2 separate regions of the Homo sapiens genome follow, and region 2 is linked to region 1. The links are chromatin loops, found by intact Hi-C in ENCODE. Cell type or tissue: natural killer cell. All regions are shown on one strand. Region 1 holds the start of BEX2 (brain expressed X-linked 2). Region 2 has its middle 3.8 kb from the start of BEX4.

Region 1 (2,500 bases):
AAAGATTGTAAAGTTTTTCTGTATGTTTTATTCTAGAAGTTTTCTAATTTGAGCTTTTACATTTAGGCCTAGGATCCATTTTGAATTAATTTGTGTATAGTATAAATAAAAGGCAAGGCTCCTTTTTTTCCTTTAAGAATTCTGTTATTTCAGCACCATTAGTTTAAAAGACTATACTTTCCATATAGAATTACTTTGATATCTTTGTCAAAAACTAATTAACAACATACGTATGGGTCTATTTCTGGAGTCTATTCTGTTCTATTGATCTACAGGTCTATGTTTACTACTACACTAACTTTATTATTACACCTTAAGTCTTGAAATAATATAATGTAACTCTCAAGATTTGTAGGATATTTTAAAAAAATTATTTGTCTATTCTAGGTCCTTTGCATTTTCAAATAAATTTATGAGTACGTTTGTAATATTTATCTTGTAGCTGCAACCTTCTTAAAATCAATTCTTACTCCTATAGTAGGTTTACCGTAGATGTCTCTGGATTTCCTAAATACATGATTACTTGATCTTTAAATAAAGACATACTTATCGTTTGAACCAGAAATTTGTGAAAAAGGCCTTTTTTTTCCTTTTAGTTATGAAAACCCAACAAGGTTCTGTAGCACTACAACTCACTAGCTCATTTCATAGAAGGGCCTCATGTGTCCAGGGGCCCCTCAAAAGGGGAGCCATCAGCTGCCCTGTCCTTTTCCAAGTTCTAAAAAAGCAGCTGCGTGTAGAGTCTATATTTATATAATGACTTAACAGGACAGGTGGTTGGGACATTTTGCCCAACTTTAATCCCGTCTTTCAAGTAAAAATAACTTTTTTTCCTTTTTAAAGAAGTATATTAATTTTTTGTGTTTTACAAAAGAAATAATACAGAAAAGGTATTAAGAATGAGAAAAGCCTACTCTCTTGTGCTCCTTTCCTGATACACCTCTTCCACTCATTTTAGTGGAGAGAAAACGGAGAATATTGGTAGGAGGACAGAAGGAGGTAGACAGGCAGAAGGAGGTGAATCCTGGGAGCCAAGGGCAGAGAGAGGCAAGTCCCCAGAGAAGTGGGAATGGCCAACAGCTCCCTGAGAAGATACCTTCCGTCCTTCCTGGGCAAGCAGGGGAAGTCTCAAGAATATACAGAGAAGGAAGAGTGGCAGAGCCCAGGCTGGGGATGTTAAAAGGGACTCCCGGTGAGGATGGGGGCGGGCCCGAAAGCACCACCTGACTCCGGGCTGCAGGAGGGGGCGTGGGACGGGGGCGGAGCCTCTGGCGATGACAACAGCCACACGTGATCGGCCAACACTGAGTCTTACCTCGTTGTGGCGTCAGAACCGCCGTCGCTCGCTCCCTTCTCGGCAGTGGTACCTGTTCCCGGTGTCCCTGAGGACGTGCGGGCCAGGTACGGCCCCGAAAGTAGGAAGCGGAGGGGGAGCAGGTAAGGGACCCGGAGGGGGTCCCTGGGGTTGGTGTGGGGGAGCAGCCCCGGCCTGCGGATGCCCCATCCCCGGGCAGCAGCGCGGAGACGCAGCCGGTCCACGATGCAGCCCCGGGGCCCCGCCGCGGGACCGCGAGCCTTGTGTGAGCGGAGGGGTGCCCGGCCCCGCGGGAGCCGGCGATCCTGAGGCTACGACCTTTCGGAAGCACCTGCCTCCGTCACCAGCGCAAGCTTTTCCAACACCCCTGCTCCGCCCTTCTTGATGCAGAAAATGGTGGTCAGCTTGGGGGGCTGGGCGGCTGAGGCGGGGGGCGAGAGCGGCTAGGAGGGCCCGGGCCCGGCGTGGGGAAGGGGCCGGGTGGCGGCGGGTCCTCTCTAGCGTTCCGCTGCAGCAGCCCCCACTCTTCCCACCCCGGCCGTCTGCAGGTTTGCGGGGCCAAGTGTTGCGGCGACGCACCTCACGTCGAGAATCGGGAGGAGGAGACTGCAAGGATAGGCCCAGGTCAGTGCGAGGGACGGTGGTGGGGAGGGGGTCAGAACATGAGGAAAGCCCAGTCTGAGACCCCAATCCGTGCCTTCACCCCCACACTTAGCAATCCCCCACCCCCACCCCTTCTTCGTCCTCCATTTTGGTGCCTGCAGAGGCCTGGAGATGGATCTGCAGAGAAGATGGTGGGCTTTGCGGGAGAGAAGGGCACAGACTGGCTCCCCTCGCCCCCCCGAGGGTACATGGGGCCTCTCTGGTGGAAAAAAAATGAAATTTAAAAAAGGCCTTTGAAATCCAGGGCTCTGAATTTTGAAAGGTGGGTAGTCGGGCCTCTGTCCTCGGTGCTGATCAGTTCACCAAGAATTGAGTCCATTTTCTCTCTGTCTCCTAGGAGTAATGGAGTCCAAAGAGGAACGAGCGTTAAACAATCTCATCGTGGAAAATGTCAACCAGGAAAATGATGAAAAAGATGAAAAGGAGCAAGTTGCTAATAAAGGGGAGCCCTTGGCCCTACCTTTGAATGTTAGTGAATACTGTGTGCCTAGAGGAAACCGTAGGCGGTTCCGCGTTAGGCAG
Region 2 (2,500 bases), 100 kb after region 1:
GCATACTGCTGTCCCTTCTACTGGCCTTTTCCCTTCTGCTGACCTAATATGCCAAAGCCCCATTGATTTATCTGGGCTTTTTGTTGAGCCAGAGACCCACTCTGTCCCTAACAAAGTGGATAAAGGTTAGGTGTGGTGGCTCACGCCTATAATCCCAGCACTTTGGGAGGCCGAGGCAGGTCTCTCTGAAAAAAAAAAAAAAAAAAGGTGTGCATAAAACCTCTTTCTTTATTTTATACTTACAGGTACTGTGAGATACACATATTCATCTGTGGTTTTTGGCTCATAATTCCCATAGCCTTTGTTATTTCCTAAGTGGCTAGAACAATCAGCATATCTTTGATTAAAGTATTTGGCCTTTTGTTTCGGAACAGCTTCAGAACCATAAACATAAAAGACTGTCTTTCTTGGCCGGGCGCAGTGGCTCACACCTGTAATCCCAGCACTTTGGGAGGCTGAGGCGGGTGGATCATGAGGTCAGGAGATCGAGACCATCCTGGCTAACACGGTGAAAACCCATCTCTACTAAAAGTACAAAAAATTAGCTGGGTGTAGTGGCAGGCGCCTGTAGTCCCAGCTACTTGGGAGGCTGAGGCAGGAGAATGACGTGAACCCGAAAGGCAGAGCTTGCAGTGAGGCGAGATCGCACCACTGCATTCTAGCCTGGGCGACACAGCAAAACTGTCTCAAAAAAAAAAAAAAGACTGTCTTTCCGTGTATGTTGGGGCTCTTTCAGGCTTCAGAAGCAGGCCTCAAAAGACAGAATTTCTCTCCCTGACCTTCTCTTGCTCTCCTTTCACCTACTCCTTTTTTCTCTCCAAGGCAGACCACATAAACTAAAAATATACTCTAGTTTTCCCCTGCCTTTCTGTCTTGGAGGTGGCCATAAGTAAATTCTCCGATTTACCTTGTCTGACTGTAGGTCATAATGATGCAGGAATGGGAAGCTCCCGTATTTGGGGCTTAGCCAGGGAGGCTTCTTGGCTTCACCCCGAAAAATAAATCAAGGGTGAGCTAGTGGTGTTGGGCAACAACCTGTTTTTGAACAGTACTGCTCTTTGTGGAGCAGGGCTAAATCAAAGGCAGTGCACCCAGAATCAGCAACATATGAGCTCTTGGCAACTATATTTATACTCACTTATTCCCACTTTCAATTACACACAAATTAGGGAGTGGGTTAATGCAAATTGAAGGGTAGGTTATTTAGAACTTTCTAGGAAAGGAGCAGTAACTTCTGGGCCATTGCCATGGCATTTTGTAAACTGTGGCACTGGGTGGGAGCGTCTTATACTAATGAGCAATGAGAGCAGCTAGAGATCGCTTTTGTCGCCATCTGCTGGTTTTTGCGTTTCTTCACTTTAATCTGTCAGGACCAGGGAAATAAATCCTGTGGGTCTCTACCTCAATAAGACCCCAATTCAGAAGGGGTCCTCCCCCATACCCAGGATGAAGAAATGCTGCACAGAGAGGCCAAGAAGAATCTGAATAGTCAGGCCTTGCTGGGTTTCCCTACTCAGTCTAATAGTGTTAGATTATACCCTTTTTGTTCAATCACATTTTTACATGGTTGTCCATGATAGCCCTGCCTATCTAATGACATCTTGATAAAAGGCCCAAGGGGATGGGACACAGAGAGCCTCTGGACAGGTAAACTCATGGAGGCCTGCAAGAAGGTAAACAAGAACTCATCAGCTTGCCGGGAGGGCAGTACACCCCAACTCCACAGGAACGAGAGCTCCGGTGCTCGGGACACTTTCAGACCTTGCCCTATGTATCTCTTCATCTGGTTGCTTACCTGTATCTTTTAAAATATTCTTCATAATAAGCCAGTACACACGTGTCCCTGAGTTTTGTGAGCCACTCTAGCAAATTAATGAAGCCTGAATAAGGGGTTTTGGGAATCTTAACCTGAAGCCGGTTGGTCAGAAGTTCCAGAGGCCGAGACTTGCCACTGGTGTCTGAAGCGGGGACAGTCTTATGGGACAGAGACTGCAACTTGTGGGATCTAATGCTATCTCCAGGTAGGTAACATCAGAATTGAATTGGGTTAGAGGATGCCCAGATGGTGTCCACTGCAGAGAAAAAACAGGGTTATTTTTGTTTTGTTTTGCTTTGTTTTGTTTTGTTTTTTAACACACTAGATGAGTACCGCCTTAATGTTGTTTGGGCCCTGATGTCAAACAGAAGTTTTAGGACAGTAGTCCTTTCTGCTGAGTGTGTGTGAGTGTGTGTATATCCGTGTCCGTCTCTACCGGATTTACCCAGTGGGAACTGAGCATGCCATGTTGACTCAGAATTGCCCAACTCTTGCTCCCCACAGGTGAGGAATATGATATGTCTTCTGGACTGGAGACTACTAAAATGCCTGCTAAAAACATATGCAAATTAAATAGAGAAAAATAATTTAGGCTGAAGCTGGTGTGTTCTTCCCCAACTCCTTCCAGGCTCACTCTTACCTGAAACAGTGAAAATATCGTACAAATTCTTGTTTTTCTTTATT

The links. A loop is a pair of places that touch in the nucleus more often than their neighbours do. Peaks named below come from ENCODE experiments on the same cell type or tissue, not always from the same donor. Only the 100,000 strongest peaks of a DNase experiment are listed, where the experiment ranks them.
Region 2: a loop joins it to region 1, with 4 times the contacts of the local background. A loop is called at or near these places in 7 of 110 quality-filtered maps.

What each region holds. Positions count from the first base shown.
Region 1 is chrX:103,309,797-103,312,296 of GRCh38, reverse strand. BEX2 (brain expressed X-linked 2) reads left to right here and starts at 1,307. Exons shown (of 3, transcript NM_032621.4): 1 at 1,307-1,437; 2 at 1,864-1,939; 3 at 2,316-2,500. The coding sequence starts at 2,321. RefSeq lists a silencer at 1,482-1,571. In natural killer cell, no CTCF peak of the experiment used is centred here; a DNase peak (open chromatin) is centred at 1,266; H3K4me3 peaks cover 1,189 bases; H3K27ac peaks cover 239 bases.
Region 2 is chrX:103,210,034-103,212,533 of GRCh38, reverse strand. No RefSeq gene overlaps it. Among named protein-coding and RNA genes, the nearest start is that of BEX4, 3.8 kb to the left of the region's middle. RefSeq lists a cis regulatory region at 1,172-1,455. In natural killer cell, CTCF peaks have their summits at 1,176 and 1,401; a DNase peak (open chromatin) is centred at 1,313.